5 separate regions of the Homo sapiens genome follow, and regions 2, 3, 4 and 5 are each linked to region 1. The links are chromatin loops, found by intact Hi-C in ENCODE. Cell type or tissue: IMR-90. All regions are shown on one strand. Region 1 holds the start of SLC4A4 (solute carrier family 4 member 4). Region 2 overlaps SLC4A4 (solute carrier family 4 member 4). Region 3 has its middle 14 kb from the start of JCHAIN. Region 4 has its middle 71 kb from the start of GC. Region 5 overlaps SLC4A4 (solute carrier family 4 member 4).

Region 1 (5,000 bases):
CTGCCACCGCGGCCGCCGCCGCCACCGAAGCGCTGCCCGGCGCGCCGCCGGGGTTGGAGGCTGGGGGGCCGCGGAATCCCTGGAGGCGCGAGCCCGGGACGCGGCGGGGCCGAGCCGCGGGAAGTTGTCTGCGCCGGGCGCGGAGCGAGCGGGGCGCCAGTCACCCGCGCCCAAGTAGTCACAACTTTGCCGCCTGGGTGGGTGCGCGCTCCGGAGAGAGGCGAGCGCGGGAGAGCGGGGCAAAGGCGCTGGGGCGGGAGGGTCTTCGGAGCAGGCAGGACTGCAACCTGAACGGCCCGCGAGGAAAGGGGAAAGGTGGCGCGGGGGGATGTCTACACAGCCTGTGTGGTGCGCGGCGAGCGAGTGTGTAAGAGCGCGGGCGTCTACTCTACTTTGCCTCCTGCAGCTCCTGCATATTTATGGGGATCTCTGATGTTCCTGCTAGTAACTAACACTGCAGCAGTGGAGCCCAGCCCAGGCGCCCCTCGGGAGCAAGCCGGGGTGCGGGGGCTCACGGAAGGCGGCCGCGGCGGAGGCTGTGCCGCGAGCGCGAGCCTGCGATCCATATTTAAAGCCGTAAGTGGCCTCGGCCGGCCCCCTGCCCTGCCCTCGCTCGTGCCCGCCAGCCCGGCCCCCACCGCTCCGGGCCGCTGCTCGGCGTCAGCCGCCCGGGCATCGGCGGCGGGGAGGGGCCTCGAGCCGCGCCGCCTCCGCCGGGGGCTTGGGCTCTGTGCGCAGCGCCCGCCCGGAGCTGGCGGAGGACCCGGCTCCGGACCGGCCGCTCTTGCCTCCCAGGTTCCTTTTCTCTCACGCCCTGGGCTGGGTCCTAGGTCCAGCTTTTTGTCCTACTCAAAAGAGTTCCCCAGTGGGGAGAGCCTGTGCTTTCATGCAGAACTAAAATTGCGTGAGTTTCCCAGCTCAGATCACTCTTGACTCTACTTTATAAAACTTGGGGCGTATAGAGTGCTGCCATAACACAGTATTAAGTAATTGTTCACCTTTAACAAAAGATGTCTGAAGATAACGTGGTTGTCAACTGTGTCCTTCACTTATGTCACTGATGCCTTTCTGTCTTCCTTGGGAGTTAGGAAAACAGCCTTAGCAAAGTGATTATTTGTATTTATTCTGTTCCTAAGTCTAATAATGAGGTTCAAGTACTCTTTGCCAAGCAAATAATATATCAGTGATCCAGCACCATTGCCATTGGTAAACTATTGAATCATAAGTAAACCATTAAGATATGAACAGACTGTCAGCACAGACACACCATCTATTGTTCTGGGTACTGCTAGAGAGTAGTCACTTAATGGATTGCAACCACATGGTATATCATGCAAGTGTATATCATTTTCTAGTAATACATATTATATGTAATGTGTATGTGGACATCACTGACCAAACTGTGTTTTCAACAGTAGCCACCAAAATGCATAAAGCTCAAGAGAAATAATTTAACATACCAACTGCTCCTGGTCCCCAGTATTTCTTCAATACAAAGCTATAGCTTATAGGACCTCCAAGAGAAAAAAAAAATGAGGGTAGGGAGGAAATAATTTGAGGACAGAGGCTTTTCTTTCTAGTATTCAAAACTGGAAGAGATCCAGAGATCCATGGTGCCTCACCAGTGCTTGGAAAGCAGGTATGGAGCCTGTGTCTTTTAAAAAGTTTCTATCTTTAAAATCCTTAGTTAATGCTCAGAAGGCACAAGGAAACACGCCAATCTGATGTCTGAAATTAAAATGTACTGTCATGTGTCTGTTGTCACATCTGGCTCACATATATGTTCACACATTCTACATAACCCAGTGCAGTGATATATCACTGGGAATTTTTCATGGGAAACTCAAAACCAAAGATAAAACAAAAATTTAGCTTTAAAGTTTTCACCTAAATGATTATGTTCTGTTTCTAGGCTAATGTTAAAATTAACTTTCACTCCCTGAGCAGGCAGTTAGCAAGAATCAGCAACCGCAAAGTAAGCTAACAGGCAAAGGGAAGTCACTTTTGTATTAAAAATTTGCCATTGCTGTTCAGCAGTTTTTCACACTGTGGATTATGTATTTCAACATAGCTGGCAATTTCTCATTATAATCGTGAAGCAGCCATGAACACTCAGTGCTGGTGAATAAGAAAGAAAAAGTCCAAGAAACACATTTTTCAAGCATTCTGCTGCAAAATATATCAAACTTTCCTTCACGTAAGTTAAATAGGTAACTCCTGAAGGCATTTCAGTACAAAGATTGGCAAGAATTTACCCTAAAAGGAGCATAAAGTTGGTTTGTGGGGTGGGAGGCAGGGAGACAATGAGAGTACTATAGAGGTGAGATTTGGTATGTGTCTTAAATTAATGAGAAAAAGAGTCTTTGGCAAAGCGTTGACAACCTCTGTTATCATTTTCATTACTTGATGTTTGCTATCCCACAATTAAAAGAGTGTTCTATTTCCTTTCCTATTGATTAGTGTCCAGTAGTTGAGATATACGTGTTTTCCTTTGAAAGGTCATTGATTAATTTTTCTTATAAACTCTGCATGTGATCACTTTCGATTGCTTTTCCGGGTGATAACAATGAATCCTGAGATTTTTGTTCACCTCTCCTAAAACTTGTGCCATGTCTCTTGATTCTCATAAGCACAAAGAAAGATTTATTAGTTCTTTTTGTCTTGGGGTTCACACAGCTTGGTGACAAGAAGAATGAGCAGAAAAACTGATGGAATTAGAAAAATGGTGTAAGTAAGCTTTACTGATAATGATTTGTTTACTTTTTAATCAACAACTCTCTGTACTAAAGGACTTCTTAGAATACCAGCCCAGTACTTAGCTTATTAATCAAATTTCTTTCGTATCATCCAAGGTCCTAATAGGCATCTAAAGAAAACAGAAAGGAGGAAGGACCTTTGTTTCGATGACAAGCACCATCTAGTGGCAGCAGGTGATGACGACATAATGTCTCTAAGAAGAATGAAGATGAAAGTTTTCGAATAGGTAGTCCAGGCATTTCTGGTCGCTTATAGGCATGACATTCTTTGATTCTAAAACAAGAAGTTGTATGTAGTAGAATAATGCAATTGATCGGCCCTGCGTTGATTATTGAAAGTAAGGTGCCGATGTGACCTGCAGATAGGATTATTAGCATAGAATTTTCTCAGTATTTGTGTGACTGACTAGGTCCTTAAAGACTCTGTATTTAAGTTTCCTCATTACATAAAATAGGAAGAGTGATGGCTTGTCACCATATGTTGTCTGTAAAGCACTGTGTTCAACAAAGAGCAGAATCCATAAATATAACTATTATATTTGGATTTTTTCACTATTGGGAAAAAAGGTGAAAAATATTGTTGGATGTTTCTCCTGGAGTTATACAAAATTATAACATTCATAGGCATTTCATATTGGGGCCTAAACAGAAAGGTGGTAGGAGATAACATTATAGCTTGTTACTATAAACGTCAAAGACTGATCAGAGATGTTTGTCAATATCAAGTCCTTTTTAAATAGGTGGTTCATTGGCGAAAGTCTGACCAACATGTTGCTACACAGAATAGAGATTTTCTTTGTGCTGATATTTGTTTGGACTTGTAGTTGTTTGCAACAGAATGATCATTAAAGTTGTCACTCTGTATCAATTTTGTTAACCACTTCATTGTGTAAGAGTAAGAAATGAGAAAAAGCAACTTTTGTTCTTCTCATTCTAAAACCAATCTGGGATGAAAGATAGATAGATATAGATCGATAGATAATAGGTCACCAAAGGCCTCATTTTTGTTTCACTTACACTCCAAGAGTATTCATATTCAGTCTGGCAAATTCTTGAATACATTCAACTAATCTAGATTTATAATTAACATTCTCTTCCTCAAACCCCAGGTTTAAAAATACCTGTAGCCCCTTTTTATGAGGAGAGAATGAAGGTGAACACAGTTTTTGGAAGCTGTCAGCACAGCATGAGCTGGGGAAAATAATTTTATTTGGTTAAACGTGTGTCCCAAGTTGCTTCACAGCTTTAGCAACTGAGCTCTCAACCATATCCAACTGTCGTTTTTAAAACACATGCCTAAAGTCAACTATCAGTAGAGGGTTCTAACTTCTGAAAACAGGAGCTTATCTCAGTTAATGTCAAGGAAGGCAGGTTATTCAATCTGAGTCTCAGTTCCCACAGCATTAAAATCAAGGAGCTTAAGATAATACCCCAAAATTCAGCAATTCCAACAGGATACCAGAATGATTTCCTCTAATAAAATTGAACAATATGTGATAGAGAAATATGCAAATCTTTCAGAAATGGTATCAACATATTTATTACGAAAGCTCTGTTTAATAACCTTAGGCCAATGTTTCAGCCCCTTCCTCCTGCAGGAATTCTCCCATAGATCAGCATAACACAGGACACAGACCTCTCTGTTTGGAAGGAGAAGGAAAACTTAAAATGAGCTACTAAGCCACTAAAACCCAGGCCCCTGATTTAAAAGATTGGTCTGGTTTTAGGTACGGTGGTAGAGAATTATGTTAGACTTCTCTATCAGAACAGACTCTTGGGGCCCTTGGACTCTCATAATGTGAGAGAGAGTGTGTGTGTGTGTGTGTGTGTGTGTGTGAAATGTACATACACGTGATCAGACTAGCAACTTCCCAGACACAGAAAGGTGTTTTTTCCTTTGTATCCCACTGGCTTCCTGCCTCCTTGGGAATTGAATGGGCCTACATAGCAGGCCACTTAAAAGCTGTTCCTCCTTTTTGGCCTATGGACCAAGTCATGCGGATTCAGCTGTTCCATTGCTTGGAGACAGGTTTCCCTATGGACTAACCGACCACCAGATCCAACTGGCCTATTACCGTTCACATCCCACTGGTCTGCTCTTTAGACCAGGCCTATCTTGGAGACCACAGCACCTCAGTCTCCTTGCAAGTAACAAAACAGTTGATGTTGCTAGTACCCATCTACCAGACTCATGTCTTCACGGAAAACACTGCAAATCAAAATCTGAATATTAAACGTTGGCTC
Region 2 (5,000 bases), 68 kb before region 1:
AGTATTACAGTGTCCCTCCCCTTTAGCCACAAGATTCAAAAAGGTGTCCTTCTCAAAGATGTGGGAGTGAGGCAGAGAGAGGCACCAACGCTCAGAGAGTACTCACTGAGAGGTTTTAGGATGCTGCTGCTGGATTCATCAGCATTTTCAATATCTGATTTGTCAGAGTAGTTCTCAGAGATTCTCTCCTTTTCCTTCTTTTCTTTGTGCCCTGTCTTTCTCTTGTGACGTCTCCTTCTCCTGTAACTCTTCGGCACATGGACTCCGATGTAAATGGTATGGTGGCCTAAGGAAGGTACACAAATCACCAGTCAGTTCAAACCACATTCTCTACTGCAGACAAATTGCACAAGATACACAGATCAGAAGAAAATGTCTATAAATTCAACGTTACCATTCTATATTTGGCAAACTCTAGAAAAATAAAATTTCCTCCCAATTTTCAATTAGCTTCAGTATAATTCAAGCTAGTGGCTGACACTAGGACTCTGTGAGAGTGTACTCTAATTCTGTCCAGATAGACTACTTTTGTTTAGGAAAACCAAGGAATATCAAACTGGAAATCAGGAATCCTTCATGTTTGTCATACTCTGCCATCAATTAGTTGTCTGACCTTAAGCATGTATCTCTTAACCACTCTGGGCCTCTCATCATTTCTAGAAGGAGAGACTTAAACTGGGTAATCCCTAGAGGGCCCTCCAGTTTCAGCCTTACATGAGTCTATGATTATACTGGGTAGGGTTAGTGCCTGCTGGAAAAGGAGCTGCTGGCGCTGCAAAAATAAAGATTTATCAAAGTTCAAAAAGTCATTTTGCTGGGGGTAAGGCTTTACATTAAAACTTTTTTTTTTTTTTACCTAATCAGCAAAATAGAGACTTAGAACTGGGACAAACTGAGAAAAATAAGACATACTTGGAGAAAAGATTTTAGAAATACTCAAACGTTCACACTAGGAAACAGCTAAAATGAATGTCAGCTACAGTGCCATTCTCATTTTTCTTTTTTCATTTCCAAAAGTTTCTAAAAACTGGTTGTTGCAATGATAAAAATAAACCGAGCCCAGCAAAAATTGCCTTGAAGAGAAGGGCATGAGGAAAAAAGATTGTGAAATGCTTTCAGCTCTCTAGATGGAAGGAGCTGCAAAACTGACAAGTGGTATTATTTTTACAAAATCTAATAAGACAAAAAAGAAAGAAACTCAAAGTTCCACATCATTTTTTAAATTGAAAAACTTCTACTTTCACTTTAAATACAGCATAACTTCTGTATTTTAGGAACTACCATTTGAGAAATAATGTGAACATTTTTGTCTGAACTGCAAATTAGATTAGATTTTCTCATCTATGGGTTTTATTTCCCATTTCCGGAATTATTCCTTGATGACAACTTTGCAATGCCACAGCCAATATCACGTACCTACATGCAAATACATGTACATACAGTATGTATGATACAAACTGTCATGAACTACTTTCCACAGTAACCTACGGGGTATATCTAAAAACACCATAATTGGCAGGGGTGTTTCCTTAAATTGGCAGGCTTCAAAGAATTATATGCTCCTTCAGGAAAGATATTCCAGCTAAGCAATGCAGAACCTAAGTGAATGGGTTAGTATTCAAAAGAAGACATCAGATGCTTGAATGAAGTTGGAGGCATCTTTACATAAAGCAGGACCTCCTTCCCAACACACACGCAGCAACTCAGCTACTACAAAACACAGTGAAATTCTCCCCACAGAATGTGTGCCAGTGAGAAGTGTATCTATCATGTGTAACCATTTGCAAGCAAATGGTTCTCATGGGAAAGCTATATTATACTAGGAAGTAGGAAATGTCTCAGAAACAATGTGAATTAAGAAACAGTGTCAATTGTTTCCTGTGCTCCAGTTACTGAGGGAGTCCTGAAGTTTTATCTCAAGTCTTAACAATGTAAGTGAGCAAAGCCAACCAATTGCTTCAATAAATCAAACACGAAATGCTTGGTTGTTTTCAAGAAAACACACACAAATTAAGAGGTTGAAAAATTTTTTTAAACCTATCACATTAAATATTTTCTATTCACCTTATTAAATATGGCGGCTAAGCAAAAAATGGTAATTAAGCTATATTGCCATATGATGTTATATAGAAAGGTTTTTTAAATTATATTTACCCAAATCTGCATAGTACATTTGATCAAATCATTTAATAGACAGTCTATATGGGTGGATAAGATGCTAAGGTAAGATTACTGGCTAGGAAGTGTCATCATGGTCAATCTAATGAAAGAGTTAGGCCAGTTCAGAGAGTGAGCCATCAAACCCTGGAGAGAAATGCACTTGACTTTTTGGAACCTACTTTGAGTTGTCATTATCACATAAGTGGTGCCATTTTGTTCACATCGTGATGATAGGCATCCTCTCAGCAACAGATTCTGTCTATCCCCATTTCCTCCAACTCCTCCTTCTTGGTTTTCCCTGTGCACTTCCACACAGGTGTGGGAGCGTTCAGAATTGACACTGCACTGTGAAGTGCTATGGTGCCCAGAGGTCAAGCAGAAATGTTGTTCCTCTCAAGACATGCCAAATTTTAGGCATTTTAAAATCACCTTTACTGGGGTGTAATTTATAAACAATAAAATCCACTCATTTTAATGATACAGTCAATGATTTTAGTATATTTACAGAGTTGTGCAACGATCATCATAATCCAATTTTAGAACATTTCCACCAATCCAAAAAGATCCCTCATATCCATTTGCAGTCACTCTCTGTTCCCACTCCTGTCTAATGCAACCACTCTTGACCACGTTTTAAAACTCTTAGTGATGGCCTCTGCGAAGCTACCATTCTCTAGTACTCATATGGCAATGAACTTTTTGTAGACATCCTTACAGCACAATAAAATACAATATTCCCTGGATGAGGAAGATATTGCCTTCCAACAACTGCCAGAGGAAATCAAGCCACTGAGCTGAGCAATTCAAAACTTAAAGCATCCTCCTCCTCTCACATGTGATTGGTAACTAAATTTTCCTTTTCTGTCTTGTGTTCAGGTAGAGGACAAGGAACATAGTTCCATGGTTAAGCAAACCTTGAGGGGCTCAGGGACAGTGCTTTCTGCTCCATCAGTTACTTCTCAGCCTCTCTCACTTCAGCTTCCTTGCCTATAAGAAGAGAGCAAGATAGCCTTGCTTTGGTGGATGGGGTAATACAGACATGCTGTCTCAAAGGGACAATCAAATACTTAATAAGCTATATGTGCCAAGTAACCAAAACACCGAAAGTAAAATGAGCTGTAATGGAAGCTTTCTCACTGCCCCCACAGAATATCTGTCATCATGATCAATAGAAGCATCATTACTGTTGAAAATATGCTATGATTGATGAGAACATCACATGTGGATCTCAATATTTATTTTCATTAAAATCTCTTTACCTGTTTAAGGGATATGTCATGAAGACTGATGACTATTTTTAAAATTATAACTCATAAAATGACTGCAAGTTCTTAGGGGAGTCACAAAGCTGAGGATATAGTATTGTTTTCCCTGTAATATGAAAAGGAGAAACTTGACAGACAAGCTTTCCAACCCAGCAAGGGACTACAAAACAGTAAGACCATTAAAGAATCAGGGATAGTTAACCTGCTTCTTATACAGAACTTTTTAGGCTAAAAAAAAATTCTCCACTAGAAAACTCAGGAAATACTGCTTCCAAAGATAATGTAAAAAGGAGGAGTGGAAAAAATTTTAAGAGCTATAATGTATGAGGAAGAAGTGATCGTTTTAAATGTTATCAAAATAAATGTTACATTCTTGCTACTGAAACTTCATGAAGTAAAACTACTGGAATCTACATTTGACAGTGTTCATTTAGGTGTGCTGTCAAAGAGCATTCAGTCCTTGATTTGGCAGTGGCTTCAGTATCATGTGTTCAAATAAATACCCTGCATGCCTTTCTCTGACAGATGGTGCAAGTTCCCAACAAACTCTAAATATCTTGGGAATATCTCCCAATCCGTACCACAGCCAGTACTACTGGAAAGAAAACATGGCTTTCCTGGGTATCTCTGAATGTCAGAAATGATCACTACGTGATTCTTGTTTCTTCCCATCCTTACATGCTCCACCCCAGTTGCAAGTAGGAAGTACTATGATGTTAACTCATCCAATTATCCCAATTCCTGAAATATTTCTAACCTAACTTCATACTTCTCATAGTTGCTACAATGTTTTCTGGCAAACAAAAAACTTACACTTAGTAACTCTGGAGCCATTCAAATTAAGGTGGCTTTCACAAATACACATTTTGCTACCAAGGATGATTTAACACTTTGAAGTATGAAAACCTTCAAGCCAGAAAAGGGTTTTAGATCAGCCAAACTACAAATTCTATAGCTGAGTGGATGGTTAACAACATATGCCTCTATATGTAAGATACATCTATTAGCTCCTTCCTGGGAAACATGTTGCTGTGTTTACTGTACATACAGATGATAGCAACTATTTAGTGAATACTTACAAGCATGCCAAGCACTGCGAGGTGTTTTATATCTACCTCCTCATGCAATCCTGCTCCTATCCCCATTGTACAGGTGCAAAAACCACAGTTTGAGGAAGCCAAGGACATTATAACCATTTAACTTTGTATGAAGTGTTCTCTTCATAAAACCCCACAGGAGAAATATGTCTCTGTTCTCAGTATCAAGACTAGTACAGTGCTTCATCACTACTTTGATGGTGTGTTCTGTAAAACATACTATATTTATATCATAAATTTAATAACTTATTATGTCACCTTCCTCATTGGCTGCTAACAAGAGAATAGACAAATTTTAGGCAAACCCGTAGTGAGCATATAGAGTTTCATGACGTGCATTTTATACACAACCTCATTCTTCCAACTTTTCAACAGTTACTTTCCCTTCACCCTAAAGCTTTTTGGAATAAGGTAGTATATAATTTTTTAACCTGATATGTCAGTACTGTATTCTATCTAAAGGATCACCAAAGGACAG
Region 3 (5,000 bases), 530 kb after region 1:
CTTACGTGTCATGTTTATGGTCTGTCTCCCCTCACTAGAGTGTAATCTCCACGAAGGCACGCACTTTTGCCCATTGATGTTTCCTCACCATCTGGAACAGTGTCTGGCACATGGAAGTACTCAATACATATTTGTTGAATGAATGAACATGAGTGTAGCTTAGTTGAAGAGATAAGACATACACATAAATAATTATTATTTGGCAGAGCCTGCTGAAGGCAAAGAAATAGCTTCCAAAGTGCTATGAGAATTCATGAGAGACTGCTTCTGAAGAGACCGCTTACTTTCTCCTCATCTTTGCCTTAGTTTCTCGGTGTACCCAGTAGAAGAAGTTTTGTAGATCCACATTGCAGATCCTTATAGGAAAGACCCCTATTCCAGCATTATTACCTCATTAAATGCTAGCTGGAAGAAGACTGCAATTCGTAGTCCCACAAGTCTTCCTTCTTTCAGAAGTTCAGTTAAACTCTGATACTACCATACTAGTAACAATTTAGTACTTACTATGTGCTAGGTACCAATGTAAGTGCTTTATATATATTAACTCATTCAATATAAATCTGGAGTAGCTGGTGACTCTTAAATGAGAGTTATTGAGGATAGATTAAAGCCTTTCTTTAAGTTGTATTCAAACATTTGCTGGTATTAGTGGAACATTTAGAGGGGCACACTAAGGAATCAATGTAAGATGTGGTGGCCATGAAAGGAGCCTCTCAGTTCTCTGCAAAGAATGTAATTGACCTATAGTTCTGAGATCCACTGTGTTTGTGCAAGGGACACTAAGACAGGTCAGTTCCCGGGAGACACAGGACTCTTCTGATGGGGCACTGACTTGGGGACTCCTTTTTATCTTTGCTGAAAATTTCTTAGCACTGCACCTCCAGACATTATCTGTCCAATCATCCTTCCTATCCTCTTTGCTCCACATGGGTAAGACCTGCATCAGGATCCGAAGACTCAGCCTTCTTCGGCTCCCTTCCCATTATCCCTCACAGATGTTTTCCTAATAAATCTCTTGCACCCACTAATCTCATCTTGCAATTCTGCAGGGTCCAAATTAACACAATACTGATTATGATCTATCTGATTTAGTGATGATAACGATGATAGCATTCTTCAAGTACCAAATGATTTATCTATGTCATCTCATTTTATCCTTACAATAACTTTTTGGGTATTTCATATTATAAATGAGAAAACCAACTAAGTGGATAATTAGCCATTTGAGTGGTTCACTTATCTAGTAAATGGCAATGAAAAGTCTGAATCACTCTGCTATAGTCTTAACAAACATCAATTGAGGCTCTTAGAGAATCACTATGTCCACTGTAACATTTTCTTAAACCTCATGTGATATTTTGAGGTTAATGTGACCAATTCATTGACCTGTCATAAGTCTATTATAAGTTTTGCACCTTTTGCCCCCCCTTTTTAATTTGAATTAAATGGATGACATTTTAAAAAGACAGGCATAAATAGGTACAATTGGTGAGAAATGTTTTTCTTCTGCATAGTTCTTGACAAGTTAGCCATTTGCTCAGGTAAGCACACTCAGCAGCAGCCAGATGAAAATTATATTAATCAGCAATAAGAATAAAGCCCTTTAATGGGATTTCCAGGTCTTGGCTTTGGGGTAGCAGTATAGTCTAGTGGATAAATCCATGGTCTATATTGAAATACATACTGTAACATTGGCCAAGTTAATTCAAAGATTGCTTCCTCATTTGAAAAATGGGAGCAAAAATAACTACATTGATTTTTATAAAAATAAGGATGCATGCTGTGTCTGCATATCACTTATTACCACTGTGGTAGCAATTAGCAACAATCCATAATTTACAGTTGTTATTATGTGTTAATTTTCTTTGGCTCTTCTCCCTGCCTAAACAACAAATAAGAAAAGAATGTAAATATATGTGAATATATATTGGGTCAGTGATTTTCTGGGTTTTTTTTTTTTTTTTTTTTTTCAGACGGAGTTTTGCTCTCGTTTCCCAGGCTGAAGTGCAATGGTGCAATCTTGGCTTGCCGCAACCTCTGCCTCCTGGGTTCAAACGATTCCCCTGCCTCAGCCTCCCAAGTAGCTGGGATTTCAGGCATGCGCCACAACGCCTGGCTAATTTTTTGTATTTTTAGTAGAAGACTGGGTTTCTCCATGTTGGTCAGGCTGGTCTCAAACTCCCGACCTCAAGTGATCTGCCTGCCTTGGCCTCCCAAAGTGCTGGGATTACAGGCATGAGCCACTGCGCCCGGCAGGATCAGTGATTTTTCAAACTTTAGAGTGTATGAGAATTACCTGGAGGACTCATTAAAGTAGATTGCTGAGCTCCACCTCAGAGATACTGATCAAGTAGCTCAGAGATGCAGCTGGAGACATTGCAGGTCCCACAAATTCCCCAGGTGCTACTGAGGCTGGAAATTACAGGAGAGCCACTACTTTATAATTATAAACCTCCACTTCCATCTAGTGGTTGAGTTACAAAATACAATGAATGTACGTTTTTAACACGCGTTGTTTCATTTAATTCTCCTAACATTGCATAAAACAAGTACTGTTTTCACTTTACAAATGGTAAAACTGAGCTGTGAGGGTGATGAAGTAACCTGCCTAATGTTTTTCAGGTATTTGGAGAACTGATGATTAGCTCCAAGGCTGTCAGACTCCAAAGCCAAAGCTCTCAGTCAGTATGTTATTCTGTCTAAACATCCTTCAAACCATCTTCCTCGGTAATTCCACTTCTGAGGAAATAACCAGAAATACAGACAAAGAGAGATAGAGATATCTATTACAATGTGATTTATAATAGTGAAAATTCATAGGAAACTTTAAGTCCATCATCAAGGGAATGGTAATATAGGTATACTTCAAAATATTTTACATACAACTGAAGTGAAACATCATGTGTTTTAAAATTTATGGAAATTGATATACAAAGTGAAGAGGAAAATGTAGGATTTTGCATAAAGGAGTGACTTTAAGAAAATTCCAGGCTGGATGTGGTGGCTCTCGCCTGTAATCCCAGCACTTTGGGAGGCCGAGGCGGGCGGATCACAAGGTCAGGAGATAGAGATCATCCCGGCTAACACGGTGAAATCCCATCTCTACTAAAAATACAAAAAAATAGCCGGGCGTGATGGCCGGCGCCTGTAGTCCCAGCTACTCGGGAGGCTGAGGCAGGAGAATGGCCAGAACCCCGGAGGCGGAGCTTGCAGTGAGCCGAGATTGTGCCACTGCACTCCAGCCTGGGCGACAGAGAGAGACTCCCTCTCAAAAAAGAAAAAAAAAAAGAAAATTCCCTACACATACATGGGAAAAGACTTGAGGGAAATAGGCCAAAATGTTATTTTTTTGTTTCCTTTTACTTTTTAGTATAGAATGTTCCAAATATTCTACAAAGACTGTATATTTTATAATTAGAAAAGTGTTAATCATTATTAAACTTTTAATATTAGTTAATACATTAATATTAATTTTGGTGAAATTCTAAATATTTATTCATTTGCATAAGATAAAGAGAGTGGTGTTTACTTAGAATCTACTCTGTACTCAGCACAGTGCTATGAGGGCCACATAAGAAGAAGAACTGGGTCTCACTTTTTCAGTTTTCCTATTTCTTCTATAGGCAAAACTAACACAGGAAAAAATTAGCACACAGTATAAGACACAGTTGTGATTAAATATTAAAGATCGGCTGGGCATGGTGGCTTACAACTGTAATCCCAGCACATGGGGAGGTTGAGGTGGGTGGATCACTTGAGGCCAGGAGTTCAAGAACAGCCTGGCCAACATGACGAAACCCCTGCTCTACTAAAAATACAAAAATTAGCTGGGTGTAGTGGCCCACGTCTGTAATCCCAGCTACTCAGGAGGCTGAGGCATGAGAATTGCTTGAACTAGGGAGGCAGAAGTTGCAGTGAGCTAAGATCGCATCACTGCACTCCAGCCTGGGCAACAAAGCAAGACTGTCTCAAATAAATAAATAAATAAATAAATAAATATTAAAGATCATGTACTGTGAGCCTTCAGGGAAGCTGGGTTGTTAGGACTGGGGTAATCTTGGAGGAGATGTTAACTGAATGGGGCCTTTCCTGATGGAGAATAGAACCTTCTAGAACTACACGAGCCAAGCAGTGAAAGAGGAAGAAGCATAACACAAATGTCAGAATAGAGACAGGATCAGCCTGCTCCTGTTTCTCTTTCTGTCTTGAATCTTTCACTTATATGCTTAATTTATACACATCCCCTCAAATTGGTGATAGTTTTTTCATTGGTCAAGACCTTTCTGTTCCTTCCCTGGTGAGTGTGAAGTTGCCACTTATTTAGAGGGAGCAGCCTACCACTTTGCCACCCTTACCACTTTGCCACTTTGTCCACCGATTGGTTGAATCACTACCACCTGGGAGCATGTTAATACCACAGAATGGTGGGCTCTGCTCCAGAGCCTCTGAATCAACATCTGCATTTTAACACAGTTCACAATCATATACACATTAAAACTGGAATAATGCTAGCATGGCATGCAACACTGTCAGAAAACAGCCTGAATCCAGAGGCAGCTGCCAATGTGGTTTAACAGATGAGGAATGGGACTGACAAGGTCTTCTCTGAACAAAATTTTGTTTTCTTTTTCTTTTTCTTTCTTTCTTTTTTTTTTTTTTTTGAAATGGAGTCTCACTCTGTCGCCCAGGCTGGAGTGCAATGGCGTGATCTTGGCTCACTGCAATCTCTGCCTCCCGGGTTCAAGTGATTCTCCTGCCTCAGCCTCCCAAGTAGCTGGGATTACAGGGGCCGGCCACCATACCTGGCTAATTTTTTAGTATTTTTAGTAGAGACGGGGTTTCACCATGTTGGCCAGGCTCGTCTCCAACTCCTGACCTCAGGTGATCCACCCGCCTCGGCCTCCCAAAGTGCTGGGATTACACGAGTGAGCCACTGCACCCAGCTGAGAAAAAAATATTTTTACTGAGTTAAACCACAGCAAATACTGTAATATTTTCTT
Region 4 (5,000 bases), 530 kb before region 1:
TATGCAAAAATTTTTTTAAAATTAAAAGAAAAAAAACTAACTGCAACCCATTCTTAGTTATTCTAATAGCTTAAAATTGTTTACTATGTGCCAAACATTGTTCTAAACACTTTAACTGCAGTATGTCATATTCACACACACCAAAAAAAACTGTAAGATAGCTATAATAATTACACCAGTTTTATATTAGGAAACTAACACATACAGAGATTAAGTGATTGGCTACAAGTTAAATGATGGTGGTGGATCTCAACTAGATCCTGCCCTATCTCTGCCTATTAGGCATAGTGGTTAAAGAAAAGCAGCTTATCTAAATGATGGCCAAAGTTGTAATGGAGGAAATTGTTCTTGCTTCGGTCAGAAAGACATTTTTCTACCTATGTATCCAAACAAGCAGCCAGATTCCTTTTGTGTATTTTTGTTTGGGTTTAAAAGTTTTAATGCTTGCCTGCCTTCCTTCCTTCCTTCCTTCCTTCCTTCTTTCTATCTTTCTTTCTTTCTCTCATTGTCATTTTAAAATTACTGAATGTATATTGAAATTTTTCACTGTGTTTACAATCCTGCAAAATTGAAGATGATGACAAATGAGTACAGTGAAGATGGCAAGATGCTTGATGGTGGCTTCCACCTATGAGAGTGTCTTGGAGGAGCATACCTAGAGCATGTAAAAAAGGGGTGAAAAACCAAGAAATTCTCTAAAATCTCCATATGGGACATTTTAGAAATCATCCAAGAAAAAAAAGGACTGCTTTTTCCTGAGAGGAGCCCATGTTTGTCTCTGCCCTAGTTCCCCTGCTGTCTTTCAAAAGAACACAGTCAAACAGTTCTTACTTCCCAAGATAGATTGTTTTAAGAAAGAATCTAACAAATGTGACAAAGAAGGACCCACCATTTTAAGTAATGGTCCATTTCATGTATAGATACAACAAACCAGTTCTTAAGAATATTTAAAAGTGTATTATGGTAGATCTTATGTGCTATTTCATATGCAAAATAAATTTATCAAAAATAGAAATAAAAATGTTTTTGAAATCAGCTTCTTTAAAATTTGTTATAAAACTCCTTTACCACTATGACAATAATGGCATGAAGCATACTTTATACAATATATACTCGATTATTTACAGTCTATTCATCTGTTTTATTAACTATTTTTTAAAAAAATACTGAACAGCATTCTACTGCCATCCAGCCTACTTCCAGTATATCACAAGTTATTACGTGCCCAAGAAATGGAAATTTATTCTAGTATTAGCCTAAGATAAATAGACTAAGAATTACTTTTATCTTATAGGCCTTTTTGGAGGTTATGAGGCATCTTTCAGTGAATAAGAATGAGCAATATTAGCAGACGTATTTCCTAATGTTGACTCAATAAGGGGATAGCTATACTCTTTTCTGGTTTCCTCAACACCCCTGGCAGCCTCAGGTCTTGGAGTGCTCCTAAAGTTGCTAGGTTCTTGTTTTCATCCCTGTTAGTATCTAAGGATACAGCATCAAGAAACATCCTATATCTTTTATGCTTAGATGCTAACAGGAATGTAAACAAGAACCTAGCAACTTTAGGAGCACTCTGAGTGTAGGTATATAAGTATAGGTATAATTATAAGTACAGGTATATAAACATAAATGTATATAAATATGGATATACAGATATATGTCCCTATTACATACAAACATTTTCCTTTCCACTAATATAACCAAGACTTGACTGCCAAAATAGAAAGTTGAATGATATATGTGTGCTGAAAGCCTCAAAATACTTCAGGCAAATACTTTGATTTTGGATTCCATTAACTGAAAGAACCTTTTCTTTCCTATTTATAGAGTACCAGAGGAAAAGAACACTGAACCAAAACCAAAGAGACTGGAGTTTTACTCCCAGTTTTGCCTCCATTATATTTATTGTGTGACCTTGGAGAAGCCTGTCAATTCTTCACACTCAAACGCTCCCATCTGCAAAATGTTGGCAATAGACTAGAGAATCTTCAAAATCCCTATTCACCCCATATTCTTTGTATTCTCCTTCTTTGTGTGTGTGTATGTTTATGCTGCTCAATATGCAATATCTGAAACTGCTTTTGAAAATGTAAATTACTCAATTGACCCACTAGGTGGTAGCAAATTTCTGGTTACTGTATAATGGCAGGCTTCCAACCACTTCCATAACCTTCTAAATTCTGCCATCAAGAAGTTAGTGAAAAGGACTTCTTTGCCTTGTTTGTCAAAAATCATGAGTTTTATTCTCAGCTCTGTCATTTACTACTTGCATGATCTTGGGAAAATGAGTATTGCAGGGTTTTTGATTTCCCACCATAAAATCAAAGGGAGTCTTGCAGATCTAAAACTTTTTGCATATTGTTACCATAATAAAAAACAAGACATTTAAACAGTAATGTCCTCCTTTTTACTTTGAGCCATTCAAAAAGAAAAATTCCATTTTCTGTCTATGAGACATCAAGTAATTAATATTTTTTAGTTTCCTTATCTAAAAATTGGGGGAAATAATAGTGTCCATCCCTTAAAGGGTATTGTAATGATTGAATAAGATCACACAATAAATGTTCACACAATAAGATCACAGTTAATAAATGTTAGCAACTATTTTGGGCAGTGGGTATTTTTTTAAATTATTATGATTTGGTCCCTTGCCATTTGGATGCCCTCAGATCATTCACCACTCCTCTCTCCTAATAATTGTATACATAAGCCAGTGGCTATGGACTGGTTCAGAGACTGCACAGAACAGCCATGGGCCCAGAAACACTTCATGGAATCCTCTCCAGTCTAAGATGCTGTAAAAATTTCCAGATCCTTGATCTGTAAGTCCAGAAGGAACCTAGGTCTTTTGATTTAATCCATCTTTGCTAAAATTTCTCAACAGGGCCATCTAAGAGCCCTCTGAGCTGTATTTGCAGCCTGTGTTCACTTAGATGCCCCTCAAAGAGTGGAGAGTCAGCCTGAAGGCCTCCAGGTAAACACAGTGGGCTTCCAATCTTAGCAAAAATCTACACAGACCAGTAACTCTTAAAGATACCGAACCTAGATTGCAGAAGCCAAAGTATTTGGTTCCTCCTTTAATTGGCTCTGTTTAATTACAACAGCTATCAATTATATTGCTTCAATTAAAAATATTACTACATATTATCTGAACACAGTAGCCATGTTCTCTTAAGTATTGTTTTAAATCCCTGAAGACCTGAAATGCCAAGGAGGCCAGAGGCAAGAGGCACCAAATCATTGAGGTAAATAAAATTCCAAAGCTCCACCCTGCTCCTCTGCCCTCATTAGCTATCACCACTTTTGAAAATATTTGATATGATAACTTAGCAGAATTAAGGTAAAAAAGCAGAGCAAAAACTAACTATAGTTATTACCAGGAACCATTCCCTTACTTGCCCCACGCCTTTCTTCCAAACACCACAACATATTTCTCCATTTTCTTTTTCTTAAATAATTTATTGTTTAGCATTTCTTCAGAAGCAGTATAGGTGCTTTCTGATACTTTATTCTGTGCAACAGGGTGAGCCCAATCAAAATATTAGTGCTGATAGGGAGCTGTGAGTCAGAGAATATGGCCCAAGCCAGGGCAAATGCAGCAGGGGATGCAGCCCAGACACTCAAGACAGAGCAGATCATAAGAAACCAGAACCAGGAATGAGTGGGGTCTAGAAATACCCCCAAACCCTTTATCCTTAGATGCTAACAGAGATGAAAACAAGAACCTAGACACTTCAGGAGCACTCCGAGACCGCAGGCTGTCAGAAAAGAGTGTGGCTACCCCGTTAATGAGTCAGTGTTAGGAAATCTGTCTGCTTACACCCCTGGTTCTTGTTCACTGAAAGATGCCTCAGGACTTCAAAAAAGGCTAATAAAATTAAAGTAGTACTTGAATACACATCCCACATTTAGAAATAGGAATAAATACAAAATTGGAGAAAGGGGAAAGGGAAATAAAAAAAGCTGACCTCCAATTATATATTCTTTAGCTCAGGGAGTATTCTGCAGACACAAACCAACTATCACTAGCTACACTGTGAGCTCACTGAGGGCAGAAACGAAACCAGGGCTACCCTTTCTATCACCAGTGACCAGTCTGGTACCTGCCACACACATTCTCTCAAAGAATGTTTGCCTTTGTTACTGCTGTTGTGGAAGATGCAACTGAGTATATACCAAGGTGAAAGCTTGGATATTGTCCTGCTTCTAAATGACCAAAGTGCATGGTTCTGACCTTTAACCCTCTCCTAACCTTCAAGCTGAACATGCATGTGAGCATATGAAAGTTTAACCACTCCAAATAGGAAGTAAGACCAGGGTGCAGGCTTTAAAGGGATGTAAACTCCCTGTGTGCCTGTTACAGTTGGTGGCTCCTAACACCCTGAACACCCTTCCAGCTAATGATGAGTTTATAGAATTGCTTTGTAAACATGGTCTAATAGGCTGGAAGCCAGAAGATCTACACCCTAAGCCTAGTGTTGTCACCTGCTAGCTGTATAATCTGAAGCAAGTCACTTAACTATATTTGCTTTTCTTTTTTTATAAGTTAGGTCAATTGCCTCTAATGTTCATTTCAGGGACAATATTCTGATTCTAAGCTGGTCATAAAGAAGAGAAAATTGGATTTAACCAGGCCAACTAGTGTTCCTGATCTTTATAAATTCCCACACAGTCTTTGCCTCGCCCTAATCCACATACTTTGCAGTGTGTGAACAACTAAACTGCTTACAGGAGGATTAACTGGTAACATAAATGCAAGGAGTATTCCACCAAATTACATGTAATCATCTTTTTATGTACTTTAGGGCAGGAGTAAACTCTTGCCATTTCAACACATGCTAAATTGGTTAGCTAACAGCCTAAGAAAAAAATTTAAAATAACTTTAAGTGAAACTATAAAATATAAGAATTATATGCTTCATTCAATAAACCTTATATGCAATGGCCTTTAAGTTTACTACAGATGTCACATGAAATAATGATAAAATTAGCAAATGTTG
Region 5 (5,000 bases), 81 kb before region 1:
TCCTGAGACCTTTTCTGATTTATTTTTAAAGAAAATACATTTCCTGATCACAGACTTCAAAAGTACAATGAACAAAAATACTCTGTTGTACTTAGTAATAAAGGTTTCAAAATTCCTCTGGCTAAAGAAAATCTCCCTTTGCATCAGAAATGTCTCCTCTTGTCCTAACTATGACAAAATAAGCTAACAAACCAAAACCAAAGTATAAATCGCCATAAACACTTCCATGCTCTGGTGACATATGTAAAGTCATTTTGGATGGACGACATTGAGGGAGCAGAAGCAGGGCTGAGGTTTTGTGTCCTCTTGACCTCGTCATCTGATCTCTTCCTTACATCACGTGAGTCACAGAAAGAAAAGGCCTGGGTATGATTTACAGCCAATGTTACTGAAATATTCACCCAGAATGAATTGCCCCTCCAACCTTCTATACTTCTAAAATTGTAGAATTGGTATCCTTAAGGGATTATCTTGGCTGCCAGTGGAGTAGTACATGAAAATAGACAAAATCATAGAGCCACTTGAGAAGATAAGAATGCACCTCACGTGTCAATGCCAAAAGCTTTTGCTGAGATTCACTAGTGGCAAAAAAAAAAAAAAAAAAAAAACACTACTTTATTTGGCACACTGATATCATAGGAATAAATATTTGCAGAAAAGGTTATAAGATGTAAGCAGAAGTTGGGAGTGGTTCTGCAGATAAACAATGTTGAGAAAAAACACAGAATCATAACCATAAAGCTCCATTTAAACTCAGGTTAAAAATCAGTACTTCAACTTACTGTATGCCTTATATATAGATGTGCTTTTATCATGGCATTTAATACACATAATTATTCATCTGAAATTGGTACGTTTCGTTTTCTTTTTTTTTTTTTTTTTTTTTTTTTTTGGCAGACTCTCACTCTGTCATCCAGGCTGGAGTGCAGTGCCATGATCTCGGCTCACTGCAACCTCTGCCTCACAGGTTCAAACAATTCTCGTACCTCAGCCTCCTGAGTAGCTAGGACTACAGGCACACACTGCCACACCCAGCTAATTTTCATATTTTTAGTAGAGATGGGGTTTCACCAAGTTGGCCAGGCTGGTCTCAAACTTTGACCTCGGGTGATCCACCCACCTTGGCCATTTCCTCAAATATTAGTCAAAGATAATGAAATTATTTTTTAGATGGAACTCTCCTCAATGAGGCCTCACATACTTGGTCAGTGTTGATGGCCTGCCTTAGATAACCACTCTTGTACTCATCATGCTTTCTCCTGGCCCAGAGCCTTGTTTTGTGCTCTTCTTGTGACCTGCAGTATTTTTTTCACTTACAGCCTTCACCAAAATTTTTTTTTCTCATCCTTCAGATCTCAACTCAAGCATAACTTTCTCAGAGAAGCCTTTCCTAACCTCCCTACCTTGATCAGAACCTACCTTTTATCAAATCTCACAGCACCATGGGCCACACTCCAACAGTACATACCAAAGGTAGAACTTAACATTTTTTTGTATGGGTATTTGATTAGTTAGTGTCTCTCCAAACTGACTACAAGCTCCCCAAGGGTAGAAAGTCTTTAATTTTGTTCACTATCATCACCCCAACATCTAGCACAGTACTTGGTACATGGTGTAGACCTTCAATAAATATTTTTGATGAAGAAATGGATGGATGAATGAGGCATCTCATCCTTCCTGATACTGATACTGATGTAGTTAGTAATTACCACATTCTCTTAAATTTATCTGATTTGTGTTATTTCCCCCACCAAAATGTCAGTTTTCATGAAATTTTCATTTCTATAGCCCCAGTGCCCAGGACTATGCCTAAAAAGTACTCCATAAATATTTCTTAGATTGGATTAAAGTGAGCTGAATTGAAATGAATTGACTTGCACTGCACTGAATTGAAGTCTCAGGGATCTTGCTGTATCTCTTTCCTCATCCTGTTACAGTGGCTAGCCAGGCGCCTGCCCCAGGACCATGAAGGATGATGACAAGCTTACAAGCTTACAGTTCATACAAATAGATCGTATCTCAATGAGATCATGCATTCATTTGGCTTTCTGGCCAGAAAAAAAAGAGTCGAAAAGCAGTTACATTAGCTTATTTCCTCTCGGGGAACCATGGAGAAAAGAGTAAAAGTCCCTACTTACCAAACAAAGTGCTGAGAAAATATTTTTCCATTTAAGAAGATGACAAATTAGTGAAAGTGACAAAAATAAATAAAAACTTACCACATACTCAAAAAGCTGCACAATTGCCTAAAAGCCAAACTGTAATTGTCAATGTGCTGGCATTTGGCACAGAGTTCAGGATTTCAAGGAAGCAAGCCACTCTTTTATGAACACTAACAGAAATGTCACAAGCAACTTTTGATTAAACTATGATTGTCACAGTATATAGGAATGAACTAACATATGGTATTTTTAAAATAAACTACTAACCACATCCAGTGGTTTCACAATTAAAGAATGGTTCATTGCTTACAAAAATTCCCCTAGACCCAGCTGTCTTCCAAAAAAGTCCCACTGCCTGACTCTGAATTTCCTCTGTCATCAGGCAGACTACCAAGAGGACAGCCTTGGATTTGGTGTGGACGCTCAGGGTAGCATCTTTGTTAAAGCTGGACCTTAGTCCAGCTTTATCTTGTGGCTGAACAAAGACTTGAGGTCACCTCCTATAAAAAGTATAAACTGAATTTTATACTTTTTAAATTATAGAATTGAAAGTTATATTAAATAATCTGCTAGAAGACTAGGGTATGTTTAAAAAGAAATTTTAGAAAGCTAAAGATATTTATCATATGGTATGCTGGTAATTTTAAAAATCAGGTATTAGGAAAAGGACTAGCATAACTATAAGACAAGGCCCAAGTTTCTTATAGGAGGAACATCTGGTAGAGATGAGTCTAAAACCAACACAAAGAGGTAATGATAACATAAGAATAAAGGGAAAATCGTTAGAGAATCACTATGATCATTTGAAAATCATGGTGAAAAAACTATCCCTAGGAAACTAAAGATAAGGCAGGTAGAGGCCACTTGAAACCGGTTTGAGGATTGGATGTAGAGAGCTGGTCCTATTAAGTTATAGAGAGCTCTATTTTGAGGAGGTAAGATGTTAGCCCTTGCCATTCACCCAGTGATTTTTCTTTAATCTCATTGTCTTTCTTGATGGCATTCTTCTACTTCCTCTGCTTCTTTCTCAGAATAAATCATCTCCTCTCTCTCCTTTTACTTTCAGTGTTATCCCTGCACTTCCCCCTCTATTCCCTGTGACTGGCCAAAATACAGAAATCAATGACATTTTTAAAACTCAATTGTTATTTAAAAATAAATATAGTCTCCAGGTTGTTTTTTCTTCTTATACATTGCCCTGATTGATTTCTTTTTCATCTGAACTTGTATGAGCCTTTTACAAAATCAAAGGTTCCCCACTCGCACTCAGTCACTAAAGACAGCACCTTCTCTCCATCTGCCAGAAGAGGAAAGCATCTTGGCCACTTCTTCCTATACACAAAAATGTACAAAGAACATCCTCAAATTTATCCTATTGTATTAACTGCTTAGATGTTTTTACTAATGTCAGAAAGAATCATAAAATAATAGGATAAAAGAGGTTTAAGGAAAATATAGCATAGACAGATTTCCAAAGTCAGTTTCACGAAGAGCAAAAAATCTATAAACCTTCCAAGTGTGGTTGGAGCATGCAAACAATAGCTCACAAAACTTTCCGCCACACTTTTTGAAAACTTTGGTTAGCATTTGATCTAACTGAAATGGCCACTGGAATGCCAGCTACCTATCTTCAGTCTTTCTTAACCAGCGTATCTTTTGCTCAAAACCTATATTTAGGAATCAGAGGACCAAGGAAGAGTATTAGCTGTGTCTGTGTGTGGACATCAATAAAAAATAATCTAAAATCCTTTTGAAGCGTTTTTGCCCATCTGCTTGGTTGTTGTTGTTTGTGGCATTCAGCAGTGTCACAAGAAGTAACAAAGTACAATTAGACAAATAATTGACTTAGGATTTTATAGTTGCTCATGCATGTGTTCTGGATACTGGGTGAATCTGCAGTAAATTTCTAGTTATAGAAACTGCTATTTCCATACCTTGGTAACAGAAATTGCCCTATTTTCTGAGGAAAACAGCTTCAGCTTTGAACGAACACAGCTAGCTAGACAGCCCACATGTTTATTAAACATTTGCATCCAGAAGTCATATTTTCCATTACACTTAAATTATTCCTACACAAAGCCTCATAAATGAAGTAGAATCAGTTAAATATAATTGGTTTATCTTGTGGTCTTTGTGGTAAAATTTTGATAAATGACAAAAGATAATGTTGATACAAAGTGTTTAATAACAATACCATCACCATCAGGAGTAGTTTCTAAAGTAAGGATATCATGTGCAATGTGTTTTTTTAAATAATAGAATTCTGCTAATTGGCAAATAGCAAAAGAATAGAACATTCCAGTTATGCTCTTGTTTCAGAATCAGTAAATCATAATCCTGACAAGGGTGCTAAAGTCATCTTATTTCATCTCTGAAAGCAACATGGACCTTAATCTGTATATCTATCCCAGATACACATATAGTACCAACTCTTAAAGTTCTCCATGTAAAAAAAACTCCGCAAACAGCCTCAGTGACACATTCAGTAATTAACAAATATCACTGCCATAAGTAACCTCTTTTATGCTCTATCCTCACTCAACACAGTGGAATATGAACCCTAAATAAATAATCATAAGCAAAGGCAGGCTTATTCCAACTCAGAAAGCTATACAGTTCTTTAAAGAAATGCTGTCTTATAATATTTTGCATTCCAACACTTACCTTCATGTTTTCAGGCATTTTAATATTGTAATATATTTCCCATAAGAAAAAAAAATACACAGGTAGCACTTTCATCTCTGTTTTAAAAACATGCACAATTTCTATTTTAATTATGTACAAATTAGTTATTGCAAATTGTAGAACTACAGCATAAAAAAAAGACTTTTCCTGGTA

What was found. Peaks named below come from ENCODE experiments on the same cell type or tissue, not always from the same donor. Only the 100,000 strongest peaks of a DNase experiment are listed, where the experiment ranks them.
Region 2: a loop joins it to region 1, with 2.6 times the contacts of the local background. A loop is called at or near these places in 10 of 110 quality-filtered maps.
Region 3: a loop joins it to region 1, with 22 times the contacts of the local background. A loop is called at or near these places in 9 of 110 quality-filtered maps.
Region 4: it touches region 1 in a loop (11-fold over the local background); 59 of 110 quality-filtered maps call a loop at or near these places.
Region 5: it touches region 1 in a loop (3-fold over the local background); 10 of 110 quality-filtered maps call a loop at or near these places.

The regions. Positions count from the first base shown.
Region 1 is chr4:71,182,308-71,187,307 of GRCh38, reverse strand. It overlaps SLC4A4 (solute carrier family 4 member 4), which reads right to left and starts at 49. Exons shown (of 26, transcript NM_001098484.3): 1 at 1-49. LOC124900712 (a long non-coding RNA gene) reads left to right here and starts at 784. Exons shown (of 2, transcript XR_007058133.1): 1 at 784-2,727; 2 at 2,853-3,620. In IMR-90, a CTCF peak has its summit at 2,915 (motif pointing left); a DNase peak (open chromatin) is centred at 2,907; H3K4me3 peaks cover 1,209 bases; H3K27ac peaks cover 816 bases.
Region 2 is chr4:71,250,506-71,255,505 of GRCh38, reverse strand. It overlaps SLC4A4 (solute carrier family 4 member 4), which reads right to left. Exons shown (of 26, transcript NM_001098484.3): 3 at 107-286. Among named protein-coding and RNA genes, the nearest start is that of SLC4A4, 66 kb to the right of the region's middle. In IMR-90, no CTCF peak of the experiment used is centred here; no DNase peak of the experiment used is centred here; H3K27ac peaks cover 142 bases.
Region 3 is chr4:70,649,774-70,654,773 of GRCh38, reverse strand. No RefSeq gene overlaps it. Among named protein-coding and RNA genes, the nearest start is that of JCHAIN, 14 kb to the left of the region's middle. In IMR-90, a CTCF peak has its summit at 2,468 (motif pointing left); no DNase peak of the experiment used is centred here; H3K4me3 peaks cover 157 bases.
Region 4 is chr4:71,710,919-71,715,918 of GRCh38, reverse strand. No RefSeq gene overlaps it. Among named protein-coding and RNA genes, the nearest start is that of GC, 71 kb to the left of the region's middle. In IMR-90, a CTCF peak has its summit at 2,128 (motif pointing right); a DNase peak (open chromatin) is centred at 2,148.
Region 5 is chr4:71,263,684-71,268,683 of GRCh38, reverse strand. The region is part of intron 3 of SLC4A4 (solute carrier family 4 member 4); the gene reads right to left. Among named protein-coding and RNA genes, the nearest start is that of SLC4A4, 79 kb to the right of the region's middle. In IMR-90, no CTCF peak of the experiment used is centred here; DNase peaks (open chromatin) are centred at 2,013 and 2,373; H3K27ac peaks cover 1,927 bases.